Linked DNA regions of Homo sapiens: region 1 is linked to region 2. Evidence: read pairs that join two places in POLR2A ChIA-PET (ENCODE). Cell type or tissue: GM12878. All regions are shown on one strand. Each heading gives the region's core, and the rest is flanking DNA. Links, peaks and the distances in the headings are about the cores only. Region 1 overlaps LIPC (lipase C, hepatic type). Region 2 overlaps MINDY2 (MINDY lysine 48 deubiquitinase 2).

Evidence for each region. ChIA-PET counts read pairs that join two places held together with the same protein. Peaks named below come from ENCODE experiments on the same cell type or tissue, not always from the same donor. Only the 100,000 strongest peaks of a DNase experiment are listed, where the experiment ranks them.
Region 1: POLR2A ChIA-PET joins it to region 2 with 7 read pairs; 3 of 35 experiments call an interaction of 5 or more read pairs at or near these places.

Annotation. Positions count from the first base shown.
Region 1 is chr15:58,501,300-58,517,765 of GRCh38, reverse strand. All of the region lies in intron 1 of LIPC (lipase C, hepatic type), which reads right to left. Among named protein-coding and RNA genes, the nearest start is that of LIPC-AS1, 11 kb to the right of the region's middle. In GM12878, for the core only: no CTCF peak of the experiment used is centred there; no DNase peak of the experiment used is centred there.
Region 2 is chr15:58,771,890-58,785,258 of GRCh38, reverse strand. It overlaps MINDY2 (MINDY lysine 48 deubiquitinase 2), which reads right to left. Exons shown (of 9, transcript NM_001040450.3): 1 at 13,024-13,369. Among named protein-coding and RNA genes, the nearest start is that of MINDY2, 7.3 kb to the right of the region's middle. In GM12878, for the core only: no CTCF peak of the experiment used is centred there; a DNase peak (open chromatin) is centred at 7,988; H3K4me3 peaks cover 1,373 bases; H3K27ac peaks cover 406 bases.

The sequences.
Region 1 (16,466 bases), core at 4,858-9,857, 270 kb after region 2:
GTTTTATTTGACTGTGACAGCAAATCAAGCTTATATGGGTGTTTTTGTGTCTAATGTCAATGCAAGAATAGTTTCGGCAGGGTTTCTGTTGCCCTGTGTTCAATTTCCAGGGTCATAGCCTCCTTCTCACATTTGTGTGGGAAAGGAGCTCATATACAAAGGGTGTTTCCTGGAACTGTGGGCAGGGCTTCAAACATCCCTGCAATTCTCTAAGCCTGCAGCTCTCCACACTGAAACTTGTGGTCTAGAAATTCTCTTTTAAATGCTTGTGAGACCTCTGAAGGGGTTCGCTCCAGAAAAGCAGGGCCTTTTTAGCACTGAAAGTTGGATTTTATTTTGCCACATAAGAGACTTAGGGCTGTCGCCCCTCCTGGGTGAAGATATGCAGTGTTATGGCAACATCAGTCTGATAGAACGTTGTTGAGCTCAATGTGCTGTGCCACATAGTGGAGAGAGGGGGCACAATTCTCTCTGAGAGGCAAGAGCCCTGGTGCTGTGCAAGCTGGCACCAAAACAACATTGGGTATTGGTCAAAACCTTGGGGATCTTTGCCTTGTGAATACACAGGAGAGTGAGGTGAGGCAGTTAACAGTTCTACTCAAACACAATTGTTGAAGGGAGACTTAGTAAGGAATAGTGTGGGACATGGATATTTTGTCATCATTAACAACATAAACAGTGTTTGGATTCAAGGGGCAAATTTGCCCTAGACTAAAGGCTGTTCTGGTCCCATCTAACAAAGTTTTAAAGCAAGTCTCAAAAGGGTCAAACTATTTCCAAGTAATTTAACTGCACCCCAGGACAAAGCTGAAGAACATTTAAAATAATGTAGGAATACCCAGCACCAATTAGGTAAAATTCACAATGTCCGGTATCTAGTCAAAAATTACCAGGCATGCAAAGAAGCAGGAAAATACAACCCATAATGAAGAGAAAAATCAATCAATCAAAACCAACCTAGAATTGTTATAGATGGTAAAATTAGTCCACAAGAACATTAAAACAGTTCTTATAACTATATTTCATTTATTCAAGATGGTAGAAGAAAATGTAAGCATGCTAAGAAGAAATATGGGAGATATAAGAAGTCTAAACTGAACTTCTAGAGATTCAAAAATCAATGTCTGAGATATGAAATACATTAGGTGGGATGAATAACAGATTACACATTGCAGAAGAAAAGATTAGTGGACTTGAATTCACAGCAACAGAAACCATCCATTTGAAACACAGAGAATAAAGGCTGAAAATAAATTAACAGAACATCAGGGAGCTGTCGGGCAATTTTAAGAGGCCTCATATATATGTAATTGAAAATTCCAAAGGAGACAAGAAAGGGGACAGAAGAAATGCTTAAAGAAATAATAATGGTGGAAAAATATCTACGTTTGATGAAAGCACTAAATACATAGATCCAAGATGATCAATGATCTCAAAACACAAAAAATATGAGGGAAACTACACCAAGCCACAGAATAATCAAATTGCTGAAAACCAGTGACCAAAAAAAAAAAAAAAAAAAAAAAAAGAAGCTAGAGGTAAAAAGTCAAACTGCATACTCAGTGACAAAGATAAGAATTCAATAGACGTCTTCCCAGAAACGAGGCCTACCAGAAGACAATGGGGCAGCACCTTTAAGGTTCAAGCAAAGATGCGCAGAAAATCCCATTGCCTTGGGCTCCTTGTATGTTGGTAGATGTTGGGATGGAAACTCATCCTCAAAGCCTAGCCAGGTGTCAGCAAGAAACACAGTGCACTAACATGTGGTGGTCAGACGATGATTACAGCCCCGTGTTCGCGCTTATGAGAGAACAGGAAGTGAGATGAAGTAATGGAAAATTTCACAGTGACACTAAGAAGAGATCCGAGTTCTAGAACACACTGAATACATATTTTCCCTCAAAAGTGTCTTTCCTCTATCTGTCCCCAGCTCTGTGAGTGACATCCCCAAGCCATGAACTTTAGGCACCCTTGACCCCTACATTTCTCCTACCCTATTGCCGTTCAGCTCACTGATTTTTCTCAAAAATACCTCCATTTACTTTTTTTCCTCCAGATCTAATTCAGGCCCTCATTATGTCTCACAAACTCCCTATTTGACACTGGGATAGTTGTATTACTCCTCTGCCCCTTTATAGAATAAGGGGATTGGCTGATGATCTCCAAAGGCCCTTTTTGTTTTTTAAAGTATGGGTTTTGGTGATATTTTGAGATATATATATATATATATATGTGTGTGTATATGCAAAGACCTCTTTTATATCACACTAATGAAGCTCGATTCTGATGTGGTTATATCCAGAGAGGAGGAGGTTATGAGTTATGAATGTGCCCTGCACATAGTAGCTGCTCTATGGTATTTGCTGAGTAAAGAAATGAAAGAGTTTAAAGCAAAGCAAACAAAACTCCCATTCTTGCTCCAAATAGCTATGTTCTGCAGAACAGGATCCAGTTTATGGTAGGCTGAATAATGACCACCTCCAAATTTGTCCACATCTGAATCCCCAGAACCTAGAATATGTTACCTTATATGGAAAAGGGACTTTGCAGATGTGATTAAGGTAAGGATCTTGAGAGGGGGAGATTATCCTTGTTTCTTTGAATGGGCCCAATGTAATCACAAGGGTTCTTATAAGAAAGAGGCAAGAGGCTTAGAATCAGAGAGAGAAACTGGAAGATGCTATGCTGCTGGCTTTAAAGATATAGGAAGGAGCCACAAGCCAAGGAACGTAGGTGGCCTCTAGAAGCTGAAAAAGGTGAGGAAACGGATTCTGTCCTCAGAGTCTCCAGAAGAAACACAGTTCTGTTGACACCTTAATTTTAGGACTTTTGACTCCAGAACTGTAAGATAGTGTCAATTTAACTAATTAAATTTGTAGTAATTTGTTAACAGAAGCAATAGGAAACCGATATGCAGCCTTATTTCTGCATTAACTTTTTTTGAGATGGAGTGTCACTCTGTCGTCCAGGCTGGAGTGCTGTGGCACCATCTTGGCTCACCACAACCTCTGCCTCCTGGGTTCAGGCTGTTCTCCTGCCTCAGCCTCCGAAGTAGCTGGGATTACAGGTGTGCACCACCATGCCTGGCTAATTTTTGTATTTTTACTGGAGATGGGGTTTTGCCATGTTTGCCAGGCTGGTCTCAAACTCCTGACCTCAGGTGATCCTCCCGCCTTGGCCTCCCAAAGTGTTGGGATTCCAGACGTGAGCCACTGCACCTGGCCTGCATTAACTTTTTATACTTACTAGGAAAGAGGTTTAACCTTTCTGAGTCTCTGGTCTACTTTCAATCAAATAGCATTAAAAATGTCTTCTATATGAGATAAGGGTATAATGAAATAGTGCATAATCCTATTTGAAATAATATAAAATACTCCTTATAATACCAAATACTACTACTACTTCTACTACTACTGGTACTACTGGTACTGCTAATGCTTTGCAAATGCCTTATAGACATTGTTTGACTTTAATCACTAAACAATCTTATGAAGTAGCGATTGCTATCCACCTTCCACAGATGCTCAGCCAAGACTTAGAAAGGGCGAGAAGCGTGCTCAGCCACACAGCTAGAAAGTGGAGGAGCTGGAATCCCCATTACAAACAGGTGTTCTGGCTCCTTTAGTTATGCTGGCGATGATAAACTTGATGCCAGTGGGGGCTTTTACGATGATGCTTATTACTGTACCACTCTGTTGTCATTCTCTTCTCATGCCTCTTTCCTGTAACAACATCTGATTGCTTCACTCATCATATTCCAGCCTGTCACCAGCTCGTCACGGAAATGATTGAAATGCTACTAATTCTGCATTATGGCCTTCTGGCTGGGTGAACTTGGCAAAGGCTGGGGAGATGTTTGTGTATCTAAGAGCAAATGGCCCCGAGGTTTGGAAACGGAAATGCTCCTCCCACCACACCCAAGAGAAATGTGCATGGTGAGGAGTCCTGGGGTTCTCAGCCCCTTGTGAGTGGAGCCAGGACATAGATGCCAGCTGCCGTGGGGTTTCTCCAGAATTCTCAGCTGCACAACTGTGAACTGAGGGAGTTGCTTTGAGGCAGTGTGGCATACAACACCTTATCCTTTTATTTGAGGGACGTGCTAAAAGTTTAAGTAGTCAGCTTTCCAATCCTCATCCTCCTTCTTTCATTTACCTGTTTCCTCTTCCTTTTTCCTCCCATCACCTTTGATTCTGAATATTTCCCTCTGCTGTTCTGAGGTCTGTTTTTAGGGGGCTGGCTTGGCTAACAGGAGTTAGGACAGAAAGGGCCGGCTCTGCATGAGCTCTGCTTTCTGCAGCCCAGAGCAACGGTTTGCTTTGAAGATTGTTGAGAATATTTGGATTAATAAGATTTGTTCTAATATTTCCCTTCATTTCTGATCATCAAAGTGCTTGGAAGGTTTGAGCTGGTGCAGAGTTTCTTCTAGTTTGTCCTTGGGAGCAAGTGTCTGGAACAGGGTTGATTTAAAAATGTTTTCTGACTGAAGCCTTGTTAATGGGGCAGGCTGCAAATTCACATCAAGGGAGTGTCATCTTTCAAAGCAGCTTCTTGGCAGAAGGGGATGTGGAATATTAGAGAAATCTGAATCTGTTAAGCTTCCATTAAATGAACCCTTGATTCCAGACTGTGCTGAGCGGAACCTAGGGACTGTGGGCCGTGAGTAATTGACTTCTTCAGTGGCAGGATGCCTGAGAAAGGTCGAGCGTCCTTTGGGATGAAACATCCACCAGTTTGAAGGAGGTTTTTGCTTTTCTGTATTCCTCTGTGTCTCCTTTTCTATGTACTTTTACTTTTTTTTTTTTTTCGTTGATGCTTTGTGTTTTGCCCAATATAATGGAGATGAAAGGCGGAGGTCTTGTGCCGGGGTCTGGAGGATGTGTGTGGAACGACCCTCGTTGTCATAGGTCATCATTTTATGGCTGTCAGCCTTCCTCACATTGACTGTAAGTACCTTGAGGACAGGGGCAGGATTTTACCTTCCATCCCCTTTCCCCGCCTCCTACCTCGTTCCAGTGCCACTGTTGCTCAACCCATATTTGGCAACTTATCCCAGGGCGCCTCTGTCTGCTGAAGCTCTGACCCTGTGACCAGGCCACTTTAAGATGGGTGGGACAGGTCTGAGACTCCATCTGCCTTCCTAAAAGACTGCTGGATCTGGAGATGTCACCCTGTGGGCTGTGATTCCCGTGGCTTTTCCAGGTAGTCTCGCAGACCCAGCCGGCCCAGGCCATCCTTCTCACCTTCTCATATTGCTCCTGGTTCAAAGGCCCCATCCCCATTTTTCACATCTATTCCTGACTGATTTGCGTGGACTTTCTGTCTTAAAAAGCAAAATAAAACATTGTAGAAAACTTAGAGAAAAACAGCCAGGTGCAGTGGCTCATGCCTGTAATCCCAACAACACTTTGGTAGGCCGAGGCAGGTGGATGACCTGACGTCAGGAGTTCGAGACCAGCCTGGCAAACATGGTAAAACCCCATCTCTACTAAAAATACAAAAATTAGTCAGGCTTGGTGGCTCATGCCTGTAGTCTCAGCTACTGGGGAGGCTGAGGCAGGAGAATCGCTTGAACCTGGGAGAAGGAGGTTGCAGTGAGCTGAGATCATGCCATTGCACTCCAGCCTGGGGCAACAGATTGAGACTCCGTCTCAAAAAAAAAAAAGAAAAAGAAAAAAAAGAAAACATAGAGAAAATCACCAAAATTACCTGTATTCCCATAATCAGAGATAACTATTGTATTATGGTTGTGATTTCCTTCTAGGTTTTAAAATGCTGTGTGTGTCTCCATGTGTATGTTTGAGTTTAATTGTGTGTATGTGTGTGTATATATATAATTTAGAATCCTGATTTTATAACTCAATGTTTTGTCTTGAACACTCCCCCACGACATCAATAATTGGCAAGAGAGAATCCTAACGTGTGGTTGTACCAGAATTATAATATTTGAACAACCCTCTACTGTTGTAACTTAAGTTACAACCACAGTTTTTTCCAAATGTAAACCACACTGTGATGCAATCTTATTCATAGACCTTTCTCTATATCCCAGATTAATTCTCTTTGAATGAATTCCTGGAAATGGGATTACTAGATTAAGTGACATCAACTTTTAAAAAGACTCTCAATACCTATTGCCAGTTGTCAGCGCCAATTTAGCTTTGCTCATGCAAACCAGCAGGGTGCCCTTGTCTTCTGGACATAGTGGGTTTTACCAGTCATATGTATAGCTCTCCCCTGAGAACTTGCCTGGGCCCTAACCCTTGGGATGTGGTATTTATCATTCATGTTCCTGCAGCATCTGATGCCATCCCTGGAGAGCCCCACGTATGGGTAAATGCAATGCAATGGTAAATGCAATGCAATGGTAAATGCAATGGAATGATTTATTGCCTGCATCTCCTTGCGTTAGGGCCTTGGGGTTAGTGAGGATTCAGTTACTCTGCTTTCACCACACTCCCTCCCCAGGCAGATCCCCGAGACAGAGAAGAATGGGGAAGAGGACTGAAGGATGCCTTTGAGTTGAATGAACAGCTGAGAAGTCTTAGCTGGAAACATGCCAGAATTACACAAGACCATGGATAATCATTTAATTCGTATTTTGTACCATTTCATGTAGCCGAGAAGAAAAACATAGGATGTAGAGTCAGGAGCCCTGGATTCTAGTTTTGGGTCTTCCAGGCATTAGCTGAGTTATGTTAGGGAAGTCTCTTAAGCTATTTGAGATCCAGTCTCTTCATCCGTAAATATACAAAATAATAAGGCCTTCCAGGTGCGGTTGTTGAGATGCTGAAATGAGACGTCATCACGTGACAGCACTTTGTATACTAAAGTATTTCTGGAAGGAAGTGCTGTTATCCTCACCAACTCCATGTGGAACAATGTGCATTACTTGGCAATGTGTCACTCTTGCTGAGAGGTCCTTTCAGGACGTGTTATGATCTTATGTTTTGCTTACTTGTTTATTATAGTATTTCATTGAATCCAGTATACACAAATAGCATGATATACCATTGTTTAACATACCACTAACAAGGAAAAAAGCAAGTTACAAGTTAAAACCTGATGTCTTAGTGATAGTCTTATGTGAATTGGTCACAGTGCCTCTTGTTGTTTGGAGATTTCTTTCCCCTACTTTAGGGTTTGGCAGTTTCTCCTACTCTTAGTTGCTTTGCTTAGAGCCTGATGGGCAATCCTCTTGCATGTGCACCAGTAAAGCACAGCTTCATATATTGTGATTACATTTCATAAAACACTTTTTGTTACTTTGTAAGAAAACATAGGATGATGGTTACTCTAATGATGAATATCAAATTTATGCCTCACCTCTGTCTCTGTGCCTTTTTATGTGCAAATAATGAGTTAGTCTTTTCAAAAACCTTCTGAATGGAAATTAAGCTCAAGCCATGCACTGCCACTCAAAAAGGCAAGCAAGTCAACTGAAGCGATGGCAGTTAAGAGCCCTTTTTATCAATGTCACAACCATGCCCTAGCCCACAGCATTGTAAGATATATTCCACATTCAAAGATATTAAATAGGAACAACAGTGGACCTTACAACTGAAGACATAAAGTATCTGTTTCCCATACCAGGGAGCTGTGTCCTTGTCTATTGTGTCTTCCACCCTATGCCCAGTACCTAGCACCATGTTGGCATTCAGAAGGTACTCAGCAAATACATGTTTAGTAATGGAGAAAACAATACAATTCTGCGCATGTACATTTTATTAACAGTGGAACTGGATAAAGTCTTATGGAATGAAATAGTATATAAATAGCTTCTTCTTTTTCTAAACTCTTTTTTTTTTTAATGATTCAATAGATCCAATGGTACAAAAACCCCTTTCTTATAAAATTTTTTAATTGGTGATACCAGTTATAACAACTAAAATTTTGACTGGTAAATATAATAATAGATATCCATTGACAGCATTCCTATCATATTATGTAATTTTGTATAACACTTGTCTGTTTCTAAATGCAGACATGATATCACTAGTAATAGGGACAGAAGTGATTCTTGGTCACCAAGCAGGGTAAATTTGGGAGTATAGGAAACAATTTCATCCATGTAAATGATGTGGCAAAACACTGCGTATACAGAGAGTCCTGGCTTACTGGGGAGTTGGTAAGCCATAGTATGGCTATTATATGTTAAAAAAAAGAATAAAGATTGTGTTTGGGAAATGAATTTTGCAGGGAAAAATAGAAAATTATATTTATTTACTGAACACCTATTAGGTTAGCACGTGGTCTTTTAATCTTCACAGCAATCCTTGGAGTAGATAGCTTTGCTTCATTTTGCAAATGGGGAACCTGAGACTCAGAGAGAGTAACCTGCCTGTGGCTAGTAGGTAGTTGCTCCAGTATTCCAATTTCAGTCTTCTTGATTCTACAGCAATTGCTTTTCCAACCATTCTATGCTGACTCAGAAAACCTGAGAGTTTCGGAATACCTAATAGGAGTTAATGAACATTTAGGAAGACTGGGGCCAGCCCTGGAGGTGGAGTGGAGAAAGTGGCTCATCATCTGAGGAGGAATCAAGCTGGTGACATTGATGGATTCTATTCTATCTAAACCATTCACAGTGGATTGATGTATTTCCCAGACAACACTGAGGAGAATGTGTGGATTTGGGTACAATAACAAGAGAGGATTCTGGTGATATGTTCCCACAATTGCCTGCATACATATCCTCTTCATTTTGCTTTATTTGGCTCAGTTTTGTTCCTTCATTCCTTTAGCAGTTCTTAAAAGAGCTACTGTATAAGGTTTGCTTTGATACAGGACAAATACATTGGGATGTTGTGAATGAGGGAGCTCTGCCTACAAGTAGTACTCAACAGAGAGGCTGGGTGAGAAGCCTAGGAGAGAAGAAAGGATGCACAGAAGAATACTAAAAAATTAAAAAAAAAAAGTAGCAGGAATGAAGGGTTGAAAAACCCACAGCCCTTTCACCAAGGTCAGGTTGGTTGGTTCTTCCTGCACAGTGCTGGAGAGGGCAGAAGGATGTGAATGCGGAGGAAAAGGTGTCCAAAAAAAAACTGGGACTAATGAGAACCTTGTTGGGGACTATGTCAGTCGTAAGGACTCTCCCTCAGCCCCCAGCATAGAGTTTGGGGATGAATACATTTTTGTTTCAGAGCAAAGTTGATACATCCAAATGTTCCCATATTAACTAATTTGTTCAGTTCAATACTAATAAAGGGATGGAGGGGGGTCGGCCTATAGGAGAGGAAAAGAACCAGCTAGGAAAGGCGTTTCGTATTTTATCAAAGTATGTGGGTTAATGATCTCCCTACCTCCAAAATGACCACAGCGAGTAAGACTCGCTGAATCCTGTGTTCAGGTCATTTGTCATGAGAGGAACTGGACTGGACTAATATTGCTTTGGGGATGATCGGCTTAATTTGACTATGGGGTGGCAGTTGTTGGGGCTCAGCAACTGTTACCCCAAAATATGGTGCTTTGACATGCTGAAATAAGAAGAGCCTCAGGGTCTCTCTGATCTTCACTCCCTACCCCCCACCCTTGGCCCTACCCCATCTCTCAATTCTTCATCTCTCCCAAAGCTCTGGATGAAGTTGTTCTCTTCATCCCTTATCTGCCTAAAGTCTGGAAATACCAAGGAAGAAAGCAATTACCTCTAGTCTCCTCCCTGAGTTTTCATCAACTGAACCCATATCACAGGAAGAAAGACTGAAGTCTGTCAACACACCTGGACAGTATTTTGTCACAAACCATCGTCTTCTGTTTTGGTGCTCATTCAGTATTTCAAAGAGAATCATTTACCAGCCCTTGTCTGCTCTGAAGTCCCAACAGACTTCGTCCATGGCCATTGTAAGTTCCCCAAGTCCACTCGTCTCCCCCTAAAAATCATTTACCATCCCTCAAATTGCCACATTTCCCCCATCTCCCCTTCCCCTATGAAGAAGGGTTAATGGGTAATTGTTCTCTATGGATCCTCCAGTGCTAGACATGTTAAAATAAATTCGTATGCCTTTTCTTCTACTAATCTGTCTTCTGTGAGTTTTCAGTGAGCTTTCAGAGGGCAAAGGGGAAGCTTTCCCTTAGCCTCTACACAGTGCCTGGTGGAGTATGGAAAAAGGTCGCTAGCCAGCTACCCTTTCTGTATTCCAGAATTGTACAAGCTGAAATTTGTCCTAGAGGCCACTCTCACCTTATTATAAGAGGGACCACTTTAGTGAGCTCTTTTCGTTTTCCAAAGTAAGGCAAGTACTGATTTGTGTGTGGCCGGGGGAATCCTTGATTCAAAGAAATAATTCAATCGTAGATATGTCGCAAGACCTTATGCAGATGACTGATCACATTCCAAGAACAGGAATTTTCTTATTTGCATGTTTAATAATGAGCTAAATCAAGTCAGTTTGACCTTCCTTTCTTCTTTGCTTCCTTCCTTCCTTCCTTCCCTCCTCCTCTCCCTCCATTTTTTTCTTCCTTCCTTCTTTCCTTCTTTTTTTAGAGAAAGCAAAAAGAAAAGTATATTTCTCTTTTGCTTAGAAATACTCTCAAGAGGATAGGGAAAGTTTAGCTATTGTGAAAACCAATTTTATTTCCCTGTTCTCCTGGTTTCCCCACTCCTATGATTTGCCTGTGTCCCCACCTAAATCTCATATTGAATTGTAGTTCCCATAATCCCCACATGTCCTGGGAGGGACCAGGTGAAGATCATTGAATCATGGGAGTGGTTTCCCCCAGCTTGTTCTTGTGACAGTGAGTTCTCACGAGATCTGATGGTTTTATAAGGAGCTTCCCCTACCCCTTCGCTGGGCATTTCTCCTTGTTGCCACCATTTGCGGAAGGATGTGTTTGCTTCCTCCTCTGCAATGATTGTAAGTTTCCTGAGGCCTCCCAAGCCATGCTGAACTGTGAGTCAGTTAAGCTTGTTTCCTCTATAAATTTCCTAGTCTCGGGTATTTCTCAAATATGTCTTTATTAGCAGTGTGAGAATGGACTAACACACCCCCACACCTGTAGCATCTTCCCCCACGTCAGGGTGGGGGGCAGAGGGAGCCAGCAGGGCTTAGGAGTTGGGAACACAGCCAGCTTTGAATAGAGCATAATTTGAGCCTGTGTCTTCAGGGAGAATACTGGTGCTTTGTTAGGGGAGCCTCTCAGCAGTCTGTATCATGTAGAGAAAGAAAATCTTGTCGCCTACCTGGATATCTCAGAAGCTAGGGCTCTGGGTTTGGAATTGTGAGTGGAGTTAACAGGGGAGGGATAGGGAATAGGCAGAGTGGTTTGGGCCACCTTTGCTGTGCCTTCTCATCAGCACCTGCTTTGCCCTGGTCAAAGGCCTCTCTCCTGATCTGGACTGTCTTGGAACAGTGGTCATGTGCCTTCTGTGGGAGGGTGCCCTTTCAGTCGTGGCAGGAGAACTGAGCCCGTTCAATGTGCCCATGCCAAAGAAGACTGGGTGTGGCTGGCTTCTATTTCTGTTCTCCTGCATAGCTGTGGCTTCAGAGATCTATGGAAGGAGCAAAACAACACCCTTGCCCCAAGGGTGTCATAGAAGTCTCCTTTCTGCACAGCCTCTCCCCTCCTGGGCTAAGGAGAGCCCCGTTGTGAAGCACGGTACTGGGAAAGGAGCCCCACAGGTGTGTGTTTGAGACAAGAACAGGAAGAGGTACTACAGGCACCCAAACACAGCCTAGGTGGGGCACACACCACAGAGACAGAGTGGGGAGGGGCGGCTGCCATCCACTCTATGGAAGTTCCTCCAAGTTGGTGAGTAAGGATGAGACCCAAGCAGTGGAATTCCTCTATCCAAAGCCCAGGAGCTCTGGCACAAGGAGGCAACAGCCGCCTCTTGTGAGGAGGGAGCTCGCGGGTACTGGCTGTATGGTACTGGCTCCCTAGGGCTGACCAGCAACCTGCAGCCACGTCAGTGCAGTCCCCTAATGAAAGCAGGATACTCAACTCATGATAGAGGTGATGGTTTTTGGCCTTGGAATGTTGGCTCGGGTGGGAACTGGCTTTAGAGATAGTTGTTTAGCAACTTGAGCTTGTTCCAAGGAGGGTGACTAAGAGTGAGGGGACTGGAAACTGTGTCATTTGAGGATGTGTTGAAGGGAGACTTAGTCCAAAGAAGGGAAGGGCTGGTTGACGTTGGGTGAAACGTGAAGGAAACAGATCTTGGTACAATAAAGAGAGGAGCTGCCAATGGCATTAGATGAGTATCATCTGAACAGTCTATCTTCATACTCATGAAATGTTTGTCCCACTTCATAGACATCCCTACCAAGCTGGCAGACCATTCACCACCACCACCAATACCAACAGCAGCTGTTGAGCACACTTTGTGTTGAGCCCTGTTGTCAACATTTTTTTGTATATTAAATCATTTGATCCTCACAACAACCCTATAAAGTACATGAATCTTTTATTATCCCACTTTTTAAAGATGAGGAAACTGAGACACGGGGATTATCCCACTTGCCTGAGGCCGCATGGCTGGTGAGTAGGGGGGCTGGGACCATATGTAGCAGAGGCTGGAGTTGGCATGTGGCCTCCGTCTGCTCCTGCCAGCCCTGCTGTAGCCCAGCACCCTGATGGCCGGCTGTAGAGTGGTAGCCTTTCCCCTTAGGTCCTGGCCTATTCGTGGACTGTTGGCCTCTCCCAGTGCTGTCACATCAAGTTTCAGATGCCCCAGAAAACTGGGGACCTGTGCTGTCTAGCATAAGGGAATTTCCATTCTCTTTGCCTTGGTGGTTCCTCCAGCTTCTGCATGACTGTGGTTTTTGTAGCTTGGTTTGACTGAAAATAACTGGCCTCATGAGTTCTATTCTTTATCTGGCTGTTATTGGCATCCCCAGTGCTACATAACCAGGAGATTACTGCTTTGCTACCAGAAGCATGGCAGGCCATGTAAAACAGGGTACAGCATGCGCAGCTCTCCTCGAGATAGGATAATGGGGCCATTTGGAGTTACACACTGGGTCGTGCTTAGAGATCTGCTACTCTCCACGTGTGCTGCTGTCTGGTGAAGAGAACACTAGTATTTGAGGATGGCCTTTTACTTGTCTTGTTTCTGACAATAATGGTAGAAATTTCCTTTCTTCTGATACATTTGAGATTACTGGGAGGAGAAAAAGAAGAAATCCAAATTTGTTCTTAACCAAAAAGCTACAAAATGAGTTGTTGGAAGTGGGAGAAGGCCAGGTCGATGCTGGGCCTCAGGCTGAATGTAGCAGTGTAGTTCTCAAGCCACCCTCTGCTTTGTTTTGGCCTGTTGAGTGCTGTTCCTGGCCATCTGGAAGACCCCTTATTCATACAGAGAGGGGGGTGTTGACGTCCAGAAACAGAACTGGCCAAAATGGGAATTTCTTTGTGATTCGGCTTAAAGAGTCACTTGCTTGAGACTCAAAAAGCATCTTTTCTGAATGGTCCACAGGTGGCCATAATGTATAATAAAGATAAATTCAGAATGAGCAGGTGTCATCACTTCTGCCCTGGGCTGCCTGACAACAGCCTGTTTATTTTCCTCTGCTCTGAGAGGTTACAACCCCAGATGGGGTTGGAATGACCCCACCATCAAGAGGACTTTTATGCTGGTGGGCCTAGAATCTTGAGGGGGTTTGGAGGGAGCTTGTTCACTCCAGCCAGGGTGCCCTGTGGCCCTGCACTCTGGCTGGTCTGTTGGATGAGACTTGAAACTGGTGTATGGATTTCTGTGGTATACAGGGCTTTCTGAGAATTTTTGTTTTCTCCACTTGGAAAATGATGTCCTGTCATATCTTGAAATGGGTCATGGACTTGCTAGTGTCATTGGCTTTCTTCTGAAAAATGTCCATCTGAGGAAACGGGACTGGTGCAGTGTGTGTGTTTGGGTGGGGGTGTGGGTGTGTGGGTGTGTATGTACATATAAAAAGTCCACCCTGGTGTGGGCCCTGTGCCTGGAAACTCAGAGGCTGCTGGAGACCTGCCTGGCATGCCTACTCCTTGGTTTCTGCCACTGCTGTGTCCAGGTGACTTGCCCTCAGACACTTGCTCTGTGCCCTGTCTCTGGCAGGTGCAGGGCCTACTTAGGCTCACAGAGACAGCACTCACATCCCCTCTGCCTTTGGGGCCACCCCGGGCTGGGTGGTGCGGCCCAGTGGAACCCTGCCCTTCACATTCCCTGGAGTGAGTTGGTGAATTGGAAGGTTGATGTGCTGGTGCTGAGACACTCACAGGGTGCTGCCTGTTTGAATGTGTCCAGTAGGGTGCTGATATGCGCCAGTATCAGATGCGAGGTGCTGCCCCATGCAGACCAAGTCCTCATCTCCCAGAGTCCTGCCAATGATTCCTTGGTACCACCAGGGTCCCTGTTATCCAGAGGCTGGCGCTGCCCCTAAAGCCTTTCACAAATCACCTCTCCCTGACTCTTAGTGTCCTACCTTGGACTCTGCCCCCTCCACTCCTTCTCCAGCCTCTGAATGCACAACAGGCAAATCCAGTGACAGATCCTGAACAGGGTTTAAGGAACCCACCAAGTTCTCTTACACCAGGAAGACAAATAAAATCTTGGTTCTACCACTTAAGAGGCTGTGTGACTCTGGGAAAGTTAACTTTTCTGCACCTCAGTTTCCCCCTTTTTGACATGGGATTAGCAACACTGTCTGAATTGTGAGGGTTAAGAGATTGTCCATAATAATCATTTATTGTCCATAGCTCAGTTATTATGGAGATAAAATGAGTTAATATTTATAAAGCACCTATACATATTATAAATAATATGTGTATACTATTGTCAATGATGCATGGCACATCTGATAGAAGTGTTTGCACCTGGGCTTTTTTTTTTTTTTTTAAACAATGTTTCAGCACCTCAAATACCTGTTGAATGATTAGGAAAGCTCTACAGGCTGAGAGTTGCTTGGGGGTGCTGATAACCATGTCCTCTTCATCCTTGTGCCTCCCTAAAGCCTGTTGGGCTGTCTGGCACATGGGAGTGCCCTAAAAATTGCTCTTTGACTGTGTAAGTGAAGGACTGAGTATGCCTTTCTCATTTTGTACATTCTCTTCAGCATTGGAAGCCTTAGTTTTAGAGAACTTATTTCTAATTTGGGAACATATTCCCCCAGTTCTCACACATTAAGGAGATAATTAGAGCTCAAAAGGGTGGAGCCTTAACCCAATAGGAATAATGTTCTTGGAGGTGACTTGGAGTTAACCACTTTGACATTTGTGACCTCAAAGCAAGAGTTAAGGCAGGCTAAATGATACGTTTTCATAAAAACAAACAAAAAAAAAAAAAGAGAAAATTACATGGAATTCAATGCAAAATTTGCAAACCAACCCAACGGTAGGAGCTAAGTAGGGATGCGACACCACCTTTTCCTTGTTTTGAAGGAATACTACCTAGCACCTGCGTGTGCCAGGTAAAACTCGGGATGGCAGCTAAGTCACAATCCTGCTGTCCAGGTGCATCCAATCTGGTGGGGAGGGTGGGTTCTGTAGCAGCACAGGAATGGAAATGTTTCCAGAGCAGAGCCAAAGTGCTGAGCAGCTTGTGTGGAAGGAAAGAAAGGGCTGATGAATTGGTGAGGGGGCATCTGGGGAACGGCAGAGAAGGAAAGAAAATGAGAAGATGTCATGGTGTGCCTGCTTCTTCCTGCCCCACTCTGGGAACTGTAGTGTCACTAACTCCGTGCAAGGCTCTCTCTCCCTGGCATTGCCCTCTGGTCACTAAATCACCTTCAGGTCCAGCCTCAAGCATCTTTGGCTGCAGCCTCACCCTCGGCCCACGCATCTCAAGCATCCCATTAAATTCTAGCCTCCCCAGGAGAGTGGGTGAGCTGGAATTTCACTCCCACTCCCTAACATCAAGAGACATAACAGATGTCTGGTTTTTCTTTGCATCCTCAAGTTTTCCTACCTCCTTCAGGGTGCAGAACATTCCTGAAGGGTGGAGAGGCAGAGGCTCCAAGATAGCATCAGTGTCTGTCCTCAGGCCACAGTGTCAGAGCTGGATGAACTGGGTTAGGGTAAGAAAGAAATTTGGGTTTGCTTGTTCTAAAAAAAATCTTGGTAGGGTAATTTTCTTGTAAGAAAATTGGCTTCTGTAGAGATTTAAAAATGGTATTGTAAAAACTGGTAAATATATTCACGGCAAGTTAATGTACTCTTCCTTGTGATTAGGCCCAATCAGATGTCATATTCCAGTTCATTCAGCGCTGATGGAAGTTCTTATAAAAACTAAAGCTAATTAAGTTTCCCTTTTCTCCCTCCCCACCCCATCATCAACTATGATTTCTTTGTTCACTGACGCAGATGTTAAAAATACATGGAAAATGTTTCTAAATTCTTTGTCATTTTAGGAGAAGATCTGTCATCAACAAAAAAATACTGGTGGGTAGAGCTGGAAAACAAAAAGGAATAAACAAAAAAACTTCAGGCATTAAAAAAAAAAAAAAAAAGTATGAGAGGCCTCTAGGTAATGATCACATTGGGAGTAGGTGGAGACA
Region 2 (13,369 bases), core at 5,519-10,518:
AAAACTAAAAAGTGCCTACTTCACACTAATACTGTGGAGCCATCCACAGATCTTAATTATTTTTTTAACCATCTAAGATCTTCCCAAAAGCTTGCTTTTCTTTTTTTTTTTTTTTTTTTTTTTGCTTTCCTTCACCACCATCACTTCAAAAGCAAGTGCCAAGGGTTTTCTTAATGACCTAATAAGGCTTGTACTCCTTTGTCTTTTTAGATTTTTTCAAAGGAGAAACAGGTTATGAGATAGTTGGCTAAGAATACAGAATTAACAGTTGTGGCAGTCTGTCTGATTTTCTAAATTTTAAGCTTTACAATGAAAAAAATAACAGGCTGGGTACGGTGGCTCACGTCTACAGTCCCAGCACTTTGGGAGGCTGAAGTGAAAGGATCACTTGAGCCCAGGAGTTTGAGACCAGCCTAAGCAATACAGGGAGACCATGTCCCTACAGAAAAAGTCCCAAAACAAACAACAAAACTTAGCCAGGTGTGGTGGCACGTGCCTGTAGTTCCAGCTATTTGGGAGGCTGAGGTGGGAGCACCACTTGAACCCAGGAATTTGAAGCTGAAGTGAGCCGCTATCATGCCACTGCACTCCAGCCTGGGCAACAGAGAGAGATCCGATCTCAAAAAAAAAAAAAAAAAGGAAAGAAAGAAAGAAAAGAAAGAAAAAAATGACAAATCAACTATGACCTATTTTAGTAATTATCTACAACATAAAATAAATAAGTACTTTAACATATACAAAGGCACTTGGAAGGCACTTTAAGTAGTTTAAATATTCTCCGTAAAATTTGAACAAAGTATCTCAACATATATTAACAAATAGCTCCCAATTAATAGAGGCCAAATAAATTTTTATTATCTAGGAAAATGTCCTACCCTATAAATATTACTGAATTAACTAGATTTCCTGAGGAAATTATTATTATTATTTTTAAGACATCATGTTCTCACTGTCCTCCAGGCTGGATCGCAGTGGCAGGATCATGGCACACTGCAGCCTTGACCTCCCCAGCTCAAGCAGTCCTCCCACCTGAGCCTCCCAAGTAGCTGGAACTACAGGCACGCACCACCACACCTGGCTAATTTTTGTATTTTTTATAGAGGTGGGGTTTCACCATGTTGCCCAAGCTGGTCTTGAACTCCTGGCCTCAAGCAATCCTCCTACCTCAGCCTCGCAAATTGCTGGTATTACAGGTGTGAGCCACTGCACTCGGCCCTGGAAAATTATTAATATAAGCACAAGAATATTTAAATTAATAAAAGAAAATAGCTACTCCGACTCCAAATATTCCATTATAAGGTAAAACCTCAAAAATTTAGCCCAATTATTCTATCGTCCAGGCTGGAGTGCAGTGGCAAAATCATGGCTCATTGTACCCTCAACCTCCCCGGGCTCAGGTGATGCTCCCACCTCCACCTCCCACATAGCTGGGACCACAGGTGTGCGCCACCATGCTTGGCTAATTTTTTGTATTTTTTGTACAGATGGGGTTTTGACATGTTGAACAAACTCCTGGACTCAAGCAGGAGCCCAGACTTCTGCTTAAATCTGCCTGCCTCAGCCTCCTGAAGTGCTGGGATTACGGGTGTAAGCCACCATGCCCGGACCATTCTGTAATTCTTAATCATCTAAAGAGTAAAGTAAATTTGGGAATAGACTCAAGCAAGACCAAAAATACTAACAACAAAACCTTCTGTTTAAACTGTAAGTGAAATCTTAAACAGGAATGTAAAACATCCTAAGAGTGATATGCCAAGGTTTTGACACCTATGATTTTGATAATCCAAAGGAAAAGATAAATGCAGGGGACTCAGCAATAACTAAGAAATAAGAAGCAGTTTATGTAGGTGATGACAAGTACAAAAATTACTACTAGCCAAATAATGTTTTTAAATGCTTAACAATTAGAATACCAATATAATAAGTACTCAACAACACACAGTTTGAGTTCCAACACCTCTTCAAAGTTGGAAGATATTTGAGAAAATATAAAATTGAGTATTTGCCAGTCTCTGCTCTTTAGAAAAAAGAAGTCAGGGGCCGGGCAGAGTCGGTCACTCCTGTAATCCCAGCACTTTGGGAGGCCGAGGTGGGCGGATCACCTGAGGTTAGGAGTTCAAGACCAGCCTGGCTAACATGGTGAAATCCCGTCTCTACTAAAAATACAAACAATTAGCCAGGCGCGGTGGCAGGTGTCTGTAATCCCAGCTACTCAGGAGGCTGAGGGAGGACAATCACTTGGGCCCAGAAGACAAAGGCTGCAGTGAGTAAAGATCACGCCACTGCACTCCAGCCTGGGTGACAGAGCAAGACTCTGTCTCAAAAAAAAAAAAAAAAAAAAAAAAAACAGAGAGAAAAAATTAAATATATTGAACATCTACTAATTGTCATTCAATTTTATGTTACCTGAATCCTCAGCAATCCTATGAAGCAGGCATTATTACCTCCATTCAAAGAATAAACTAAGGCTTTAAAAAGTTAATTTAGCCAAAGTAAGTAGAAGTACTGTGATGAGAAGTGAGATCAGACACCAAAGCCAATTACCAAATTACCAATTACCAAAGCCAATTATCAATACTCACAGACTTTTTTAAGAACAGCAGAACACTTTCCACTCAATGAAATCTTATACAAAACATAATTGACAGAACTTTGTGACCAGTGAAAAGTGAAGCACGATGAGGAAAGAATAATAAAAGTTGACTCTAAGGCTCAGGAAACTCTGAAAATTAAGATCCATACAATTGATAACAATGGAAATTTGGCAAGTGAAGATTAAGTTTGTAGAAGAAAATGATGTCTGCTTTGGAACTGTGACATTTTTAGTTTGACATTCAAACAGGGAGTTGAATTTGGAACACAGAAGATAAGATTTTTATTTTGCAGTCTATTTTTGCATTACTTATGTAAGGCAAAATGGACGCACTAAATAATAGTCAAAATTTCACTAATTTGAAATATGCAGTGTATATACACATGTGTGTATATATGTAGCATTTATATATTCAGCATGAATATATAGTATTCATGATTTTTTAGTAGAAATTGTAAAGAAATTATTCTTTAGAAAATATTAGAAGTATTAATGGGAATCAAAGAGAAGCTTTACCCGCTTTTTTCAAAATAAGGACTCAAAAACTTAAGGATTCTTTTAACATGCCTTTAATTCTGGCTCCAGCAAATAAAAATTTATGTATTATAAGCTATTACACATGTTTTACATTTTAATTTCTTGTATGTACTATTCATTTACTACTAGTAATACTATACTTAAAAATACTCAAATTCAGACTTTTCAGTGAATCTAATTGGCTTTCTACTTGCCATCAGTATTTCTTTCTTTTTTTTTTCTTTTTTGAGATGGAGTCTCGCTCTGTCACCCAGGCTGGAGTGCAGTGGCACGATCTTGGCTCACTGCAAACTCCGTCTCCTGGGTTCAAGCAATTCTCTGCCTCAGCCTCCCGAGTAGCTGGGATTACAGGCGCCCGCCACCACACACGGCTAATTTTTGCATTTTTAGTAGAGACAGCGTTTCACCATCTTGGCCAGGCTGGTCTTGAACTCCTGACACTGTGATCCACCCGCCTTGGCCTCCCAAAGTGCTGGGATTACAGGCATGAGCCACTGCGCTTCGCCACCATCAGTATTTCAAAACAGGAAAATTTTAGGAGACAACCCACAAGTTAAAAAGGCTTTGAAATTCTGAAACACTTTCATCAGTTTTTATCATAATTTAGACCCTATCCTCAGAGTAAGACCAAGGCCTATTTAAAACTGTCAGAAACTGCAGATATATTCACACATATTAAATTTGCAAGAATGTCTTATTTTATATGCACTTCAAAGTGTTTTAGAGCAATAAAGAATGTTGTTGCAGTGAGATTTACTAATAAAAGATTTACTAGTAGGCTGGGTGCGGTGGCTCATGCCTGTAATCCCAGCACTTTGGGAGGCCAAGGTGGGCTGATCGCCTGAGGTCAGGAGTTCAAGACCAGCCTGGCCAACATGGTAAAACCCTGTCTCTACTAAAAATACAAAACAATTAGCTGGGCATGGGGGCAGGTGTCTGTAATCTCAGGTACTTGGGATGCTGAGGCAGGAGAATAGCTTGAACCCAGGAGGTGGAGGTTGCAGTGAGCCAAGACCACACCATTGCACTCCAGCCTGGGCAACAAGAATGAAACACTGTCTGGAAAAAAAAAATTAACTAGTAAAAGAAGGCATCTTCCATTCAGAATTCACTATTTATATTTAAGAAGCTCAGCAAGCTTACTAGGCTGAAATATCTCCCCCCTCAAAAATTGATAATAAAACTTTTACATTAATTGCTTGAAAGATGAGAATAGGGTAAGACAAGAGACCATTTTGAAGGCTACTAAGGTAGTCCAGGTGAGAGATAAAGGCCTGAACTAGGGTAGTAGCAGTAGAAACAGAAGTTACTAATGACTGAAAAAATCCAAGAATATATTTAATAAACTACAATGGGAAAGGCCAGCTGATTCACCTTAGTGCCCCAAAGAGACTCTGAAACTAGAAGTGTCAGACACTTCAGGAGACATAAGATAAAGTACAGAGAGCTAAAAACCGGAGTCTGTATAAAGACCAACTGGTACCAAGATCCCAGGAATCGATCTAAGGAATCATGAAGTCCATTTCTGCTTCTCTGACTTTATCATTGGCTGTCCCACCCTGTTTTGCCCCAGACCTACTGTCCACCAGACTTATTGCTATCTTGAACTTTATCTTCCCAATCAAACATCCTGAGTGAGAGCTCTGGTTCTAGAGTGGGTGATAATCTTACCTTGGACTAGTTATTTAAACTTTATGCACTTCAATTTTCTTTCTTTTTTTTTTTTGAGATGGAGTTTCGCTCTTGTTGCCCAGGCTGGAGTGCAATGGCGCTATCTCGGCTCACCGCAACCTCCCTCCCAGGTTAAAGTGATTCTCCTGCCTCAGCCTCCCGAGTAGCTGGGATTACAGGCATGTGCCACCACACCCGGCTAATTTTGTATTTTTAGTAGAGAAGGGGTTTCTCCACGTTGGTCAGGCTGGTCTCAAACTCCTGACATCAAGTGATCCGCCTGCCTCGGCCTCACAAAGTGCTGGGATTACAGTGTGAGCCAACCACACCTGGCCTCAATTTTCTATATATATAAAATAAGAACAATAGTCTACATAAGGATTTCATGATGTGGTTGAGAAACTTAAAAGAGAAAACACATACAATGCATGTAAAATAATGCACAGTATCTGGACACAAAAATAACTGAGTACTTACTATTATTATTCAAAGCCCCTATGATTGCTAGTACCACCTGGGCCCAAATGTCCTTCACCTGGGACTCAACAGACAAGGTTGAATGGGGAGTGAGAAGGTTTTTAACTAAAAGACTACTCATACCAAGGGGAGAAGAAAAAATGAACACATCTATCACTATTAGAGGGCAACTCCTACTGGCGGTATTTATACTCTCCTCAGCCCTTGTCTACCTTATCTTACAAATCCAGAGTTACAACACCAATTCTAATTCTTGGAGGAGACTGGGAATGAAAGCCTCAGAAAATGTTACTTAAGTCTTTTGTGTAAACAAAACCCCACAATTGTGTGAAGTTTTAATCTCTTTTTACAGGATCTATATTTAAAAACAAGGTGGGCAGAGGCTAAGATGGAACCTTTGGCTCACCATCTGTTTTTCCTTTTTTATAAGTAATAAACACACTTGGAAAACCTCAAAAGAGCTCTGTGCTACTTCAGGAAGAGAAAATTTGTGTGATTACAATGTTTCTGCAAGTCAGAGGAAAAAGCATAACCTAGATGGAAACTAGGAGAGTATGTGAAAGAATCTGAGGGAAAAAAGTCATCAAGGAGGTAGGGAGAAATAGAGCAAAAACTCAGCCCTGGCAAGAGGCTCACCTTCATGGTGCCTCACTTTGCAGGTGATGAGACAATAGCATACGTCCATTCGAACTTTGAATTTTCTGTTAACAGCCTTTTGTTCATTTTGCCATTGTGCTGTTCACCCTTTTCTAATTTATAAGGGCTCTTTGTAAATTAAGAAATTAGGGTTGGCCATGGTGACTCACGCCTGTAATCCCAGCACTCTGGGAGGCTGAGGCAGGATTACTTGAGGCCAGGAGTTCAAGGCCAGACTGGACAACATGGTGAGACACATCTCTAAAGAGAAAAAAAAAAAAATGGTTGGGCACAGTGGCTCACGCCTGTAATCTTAATAGTTTGGAAGGCTGAGGCGGGCAGGTCACTTGAGGTCAGGAGTTCAAGAACAGCCTGGCCAACATGCTGAAACCCTATCTCTACTAAAAATACAAAAATTAGCCGGAAACTGCATGAACCCAGGAGGCAGAGGTTGCAGTGAGCCAAGATCGTGCCACTGCACTCCAGCCTGGGCGACTAAATGAGATTCCGTCTCAAAAAAAAAAAAAAAAAAAAGAAAAAAAGAAAAAAAATTAGGTGGGCATGGTAGCACACACCTGTGGTCCCAGCTACTCAGGAGGCTGAGGTGGGAGGATTGCTTGAGCTCGGGAGGTCGAGGCTATTCGGAGCCATGATTGCACCACCACACTCCAGCCTGGGTGACAGAATGATAGTCTATCTCAAAAAAAAGAAAAAAAGGAAATTAGCCCTTAGACATATAATCTGGCAAACAGTTCCCTTAGTTTTTAGTGTGTTTTGATTTAGTTTATGGTGAGGTTTTTTTTTTTGGTGTGTGTCTGTTTTTTTAAGCTTTTTTTTATTTTACAGAATCAAATATATTAATCCTTATTTTACAGTTTCTAGGTTTGATGTTTGGAGAAACCAACTTTATATAAAAAAAATCCTGCTTCAGGACCCTGGCATTCCTCCCATGACTTGGAACAGGAGATAATCTCAGCTTATACTAAGCAAAGAAAAAAATTGGGAAAAGAATTCCCTACCAAAAAGAGTTAAGAAGGAAAGGAGATGTGTTTCCAGCATCTTAAATTAGTGCATTCATTTTTCTACTAAAATGCTATACAATGACTAGATATTGCAATACTCTATCTTCTCTATCACAATGTATAGTATAGGTTACATGTAAGTTTTTTGTATGTATGTTGGCCTCAGAACCTATAACATTCTTTCTAAAATAAAAAAAAAGTATAACCAAGTAGGGATTCCCTCTATTACTAAAGAAATATCTTTGTAAGCACTAAAATATATATGTTATATACCTTCTGGCTTAACTTCATAAACACCTAATTACATGGGTCACAGCCCTCAAATAAACCTATAAATAGCACTTATTACAGCTAAAATAAGATTTTTAAAAACTATTAAAAATCAAATATAGTCAAAAAGAAGCAAAACAAAAATGTATTCTAAGTCATACATTTTGATAAATTTACCTGGTATAATTTGTAATTTGAGCCCAGGAGTTTGAGACTAGCTGGGGCACTATAGTGAGACCCCGTCTCCATAAAAAAACAACAAAAAGGAAAAATACAGAGGTAGATGAAACTATCTCTTGAAAATGAGAGGTAAACAAAATTACAAATTTGAGCTCGAATTAAATGTAATAAATAGATGTCTTTCTTGATGTTAGAGCATCACAGCTCAACTATTCAACAGATTTTCTTTTTTTATAATTAAAAAAAAGTTTTTTTTTCTTTTATAGAGATGGGGTCTCATTATGTTGACCAGGCTGGTCTCAAACTCCTGGGCTCAACTGATCCTCTGGCCTCGGCCTCCCAAAGTGCTAGGATTCCAGGCGTTAGCCACACTGCCTAGCCAACTACTTAATAGATTATGAATGATCGCCTACTCTCTAGCAGTTCTGAACCAATACTTTCAACTCAGTCCTTACTCTGTTTGATCATTTTTACTGTCACTTCTCATCCAGAACCACTACACTTACTCCTTTGCTCAAATCCTCCCGGTTTGTTCAGTCTATTGATTTTCTAATAATTTCAGATGATCAGCTGTTTTCACTTTCAATTCTCTAATTCTCTGCCCCTATACCCCAGGTGTCAGTTCTTGAAAGAAAAGCCCAAGTCTTGATAACTCTAACCAGTCATTCTTCCTGCTCCTATTTCCGGACATAAGCGAACTAGGGAAAGACCAAAAACAAAGCAAAACTGATATGCTAATAGTTTTTAAAGAAAACCTCAATTTATTCATGCTACTAATTGTCAGTCTTTCTGTTTGTGCCTCAAATTCCTAAGCATAATCTCCACTGAGATTCTCCTTTAAAATGCAATATGCTTTTCTCACAAAATTCACCGGGTCAAATGCTTTACAATCTTAATTATTAATGAGTTCAATAGTTACTACTTATTAGTTCAATGGTTACTTTGCCAAACTGAAAAATATGAGGCTTCAATTTTCATCTACCTCTCTTTTTTCCTTATTATAATTTTTTTTTACAGAGATGGGGGTCTCACTATATTGCCCCAGCTGGTCTCAAACTCCTGGGCTCAAGCGATCCTCCTGTGTTAGCCTCCCACAATGCTGGGACGACAGGCATGAGCCACCACACACGGCCTACCTCTCTATCTTAACGTGACCTTGTCTCTGTATTTTTCTTGTTCCATTCCTCCCACTACTTCAGAAAATACGGTTGTTGTTCCTTTCCTCTAAAGAGAACTGAGGATTCCATGTTATCCTGACTTTTCAGTGACCTTGTCCCTACACCTGTCATTTTCAGCAGAATCTTCCCTACTCTATTAGCTCTCTGATGCTGCTGCATTTGACAATAGTAATGTACTACATTTTTATTACATTCTCTTTCCCTGAATACTATCATGACATTGCCCTATTTCTAGTTCTCATTCCACATCTCAAATTGTGCCCATGCTGGTTTTTCACTCTCTCACCCTTAATATTCTTCCCCTCCTTCCCCAGTGTAATCTTTATTCCTCTGTTTTCTCTCTGTCTCCTGGAGAATGAGGTAGGGGAGGAGAGGGAATGGGGAGACTGAGGCAGGATGGAGAGGATGTTTCTGCTGGCAATTTGTCACTCTCACATATATTGGGATGGAAGAAAAGTTGAGAACTATTGCTCACTACTCTCTGGAGAATTCATTTAGTCTCATATTTACTCTATGTAGTACTACCATATTTACTCTATGTAGTAATTTCCCAATTTGATTTTTCTCTATAATTTTATAGCCTCTTGCAGGTGGATCACCTGAGGTCAGGAGTTCGAGACCAGCCAGGCTAACATGGTGAAACCCTGTCTGTACTAAAAATACAAAATTAGCTGGTGTGGTGGCACACATCTGTATTCCAGCTACTCGAGAGGCTGAGACAGGAGAATCACTTGAACCCGGGAGGCAGAGGCTGCAGTGAGCCAAGATCCTGCCACTGCACTCTAGCCTGGGCAAGACAGAGTGAGACTCTGTCTCAAAAAAAAAAAAAAAAAAATTTAGCCTCTTTACTGAGACCCAGTCCATGCTTCTAACAGCATAACGAACATTTATATTTTTATGCCCCCCACTGGACATTTCCAACTCAACACAACCAAACTTTGGCATCAACTTTCCCATCTAAAATAATTCCCTTCATACCTTCCCTATCTTTGGAAAGATCCAGCCAATCTCTATTACCCAGGTTTGAAAAATGCTGTTACTGTCTTCACTTCTTATAGTCATCATTGGGAGAAGTCATCATTGGGAACGCTACATTATCCTCATCAAAGAGGGGGACAAAGAACTCTCTAACCAAAGCGCTATCTGCATCAATTCTTCGTGCTACACTCACTACAATCTTACTTCTAGCCTAATATCAAAGTAAAAGACCACTTTCTTCATGTCATTTCTTTATCTAGCAATTTATAATAGCTCCAATATCAGCTATATATAAAGTCTAAACACCTATAGCCATGGGTCCTCTGAAATCTGACAACCACCTTCACACCCCATTTACTGTTTTTCTCTACTAAAGCATTTCTCAAACTTTTTGTTCCCAGAGCCCTTTACAGTCTTAAAAATGATTGAGGACCCCCAATAACTTTCATCTATGTGGATATCTATCTATATCTACCTTATTATAAATTAAAATTGAGAAAAATTTAAAACACAAAGTACAGAGGCACACATTGCATTAACTGACAGAGCGATGTCATTACATCATGTAGCCTGAAAAACTCCACGGACACTTGTAAGAGAGTAAGAGTGAAAAAGGCAAATAACATCTTAGTATTATCATAAAAATAGCTTTGACTTCTAGTACCCCTGGCTCACTTTGAGAATACTGCTCTACTTTGCTTCGCTTATCCATCTCTTCATCAATGATTACTTATGACTGGTTTTTGTGGGCATCAACAGGCTGGAGAAAAAAAACACTGATAACCACAGATTTACAAAATAATCTCCAAATTCATTAGCATGCTTGCTCATTCACAGTCTGATAAAACCCATCAATTTTATGTCCTGCTATTACCACCATTTCGTTTACCTCCTATGCTGCACACTTCAACCAAGGTTGAAGGTTCCAAGTAGAAGAAACCCTTTTCTGCTTCAGTATCTTTCAATACACTATTCTCTTTGCCCAGAAGGTCTTCTCTCACTCATCCTTTGGATCTAGTTCACAGGTTATCTCTTCTATGAAGTCTTCCCTTGATAATCCCCTCCCCAATTACCGTTTTCTCTGCACTTCCATAGCATATTAGAGCTTCTCACATTGCACTGTAATTATTGTTTATATGTCTGTCATCCCACTAGATAGTCAGCTACACGAGGGCAGATTTGCATCATACTCATCTTTGCATTTCCTTTTTTTTTTTTTTTTTTCTTTTTTTGGGACGGGGTTTCACTCTTGTTGCCCAGGCTGGAGTGCAGTGGCGTGATCTCGGCTAACCGCAACCTCCACCTCCTGGGTTCAAGAGATTCTCCTGCCTCAACCTCCCAAGTAGCTGGGATTACAGGTGCCCACCACCATGCCCGTCTAATTTTTTGTATGTTTAGTAGAGACGGGGTTTCACCATGTTGGCCAGGGTGGTCTCGAACTCCTGACCTCAGGTGATCCACCCGCCTCGGCCTCCCGAAATGCTGGGAATACAGGCGTGAGCCACCGCGCCCGGCCTCATCTTTGCATTTCTAGTACCTCACGCACAGTGGGAACCCAAACACTTGATCATTCACTTGAATCTGTCTGAATTGAATGAGTCAGTTTAATATGCATCTATCCCCAAATACTCCACACCACAGTACTTGCCCTTTCCTCTGAATTTCTGCAGTACTACATAAGAAAAAAGACTAAAGGAAAATAATAGTTATTCCTTCCTACAAAAAAGATTAGGGACTCTGGCCCGTTAGAGCAAGTCTAACTAACTCCCTAGTTGAGGGCCCTTATCAAATGGCTCTTGTTCACCTTTTCAACCTTATTTTTCATTATTCTCCAACATTAGCTTACCACTTCTGTCATGTAATAAACATATAAACACACAATATCCATTCTATTTTCATTCCTTTGGTTTATACTCTTCTCTCCCCTGGGAATTCCATTTCCCTGTTATTCTAAATTCTCTTCCTTAAAAGATCTGTTAAATTGCTCTAATTTGTCTTTAAAACAAACAAACAAACGAAAAAAAAAAAGATTGGTTCAAGACCCATAAATCCCATGAAGTTTTCTAGGACTACGCCATACCAAAGGAAAATGTCCCCTTTTTGAATATCAAATGCATTTCCACAGATTTACCACAGTTTACCTACCACTTGTCTCATATAACTTACTATTTCTTGTTCTTAAACAGTTTCCAGTAAGTTAATGATGCCACCTCAAACAGCTTGACAGCCTTTTAAGGGCAGGTACTGTCTTCACTTAAAACATCTCAGTGCCATTATGCACCAGACAATGGCAAGGTTTCTAATTTTATTTCTTTTCTATCAGTCCTTGCTAGCGACAGGAAGATAAAGGCATGTTTGATAAACACTATTCCCTTTACTTGATTTTCTACCTAAGTGTTTAGAAGAATCCAGGTTATTTTTCTTTTTCTTTTAATATAGGGTCTCACTGTATTGCCCAGGCTGGTCTCAAACTTCTGGGCTCAAGCGATTGTCTTGTGTCAGCCTCCAGAGTAGCTGAGCTTACGGAGTAGCTGGGATTACAGGCGCACACCACCACACCCAGTTTGTTTTGTTTTTTTTTCCTAGGAAACATTGCATCTACAGATATAATTATCAATTTGAAAATAAAATAGGTGCTGTGAGATGCATCTTCTCAGCACCCTAACACTGCAAGCTTAAATGAGACACTTCATTTGACAGGTAACTCGCTCTGAGTCCTCAACATACCTATTTTTAAGGGTCTTTCCCTTTTTTGCTCCTTCACCTTAGACATACCTTTTCTTATTTTAGTTCTTTAGAGTTTTAGCTCCCTTAACACATTCGGATGCATGGTTACTGGTAATAATGCCAAACCATTTAAGGAGAGCCAAAGAAATGAGGCAAGTAAAAATCATGCATAAAATGAAAACAATCTTTGAAAACCAAGAAGTTACGGTAATTGGGTCTCAGACCAATGCTTTTCCTTAAATGGAATTTGTCTAAAGAGCCACATCTTCCCCATCACCATTCTCTTAAGTATCTACACACAAATGGGGCATTAGTTGGAAATCAAACTAAATATAACCATGAAAACTTAGTCCATGATATCACGGATTGATGGTAACTTCTGAAGATTACTTTCTCCAATTCTTCACTTTTTTGCATATGTGATAAGGTCAGTAAGAAAATGTAGGAAATTATAGTTTAAAATAATCATAAGATTTAAGATGCTCTAAGTCCTTCTTGTTTCTAAGTGTATCAACCACAATTGAATGTTGAACTCTTAAACACTACAAGAGAAGACTGAGGTTAGGGGCAATTCTTTTCGATATATGTATAAAGGAATATTCCTTCAACATGGAAGTCTTGGAATGAATTTCATGTAAGAAGGGGACTGATGAATGAGGAAAGAAAGGAAGCCATCACCTGACATGCAGCAGCTCCCTCACCCCGTTTTCCTCCACCCCAAAAGCTGTAGGAAGTAGAAAGCTGCAGAATGTACCTTCCAGGCCAGGAGCAAAACATTGAGGATGGCCAGCAAGGGGCAGGGTCCGTTCTCATTCTGGGTGATGATGGGTGTGTTCTCTTCCTTCCACTGGATCCACTTGATGTGATACACAGATTGTCCCGGGAAGCGTTCCTTGGAGGCCGCCAGCACCTGAGCGGTCTCCTCCCCCTCCTCCTCCTTGCACAGAGGAACAGCCCCGGGCAACACCGCCGCGCCCTCCTCCTCCTCAGGGACCCTGTTCTCCGCTCCCTCCTCACTATTGAACTCGCAGCTACTGGGAAAAGAATGCAGGTTAGAGAACGACTCCAGAGAGTCCAGGCTCGGAGATTCCCCAGGAGGG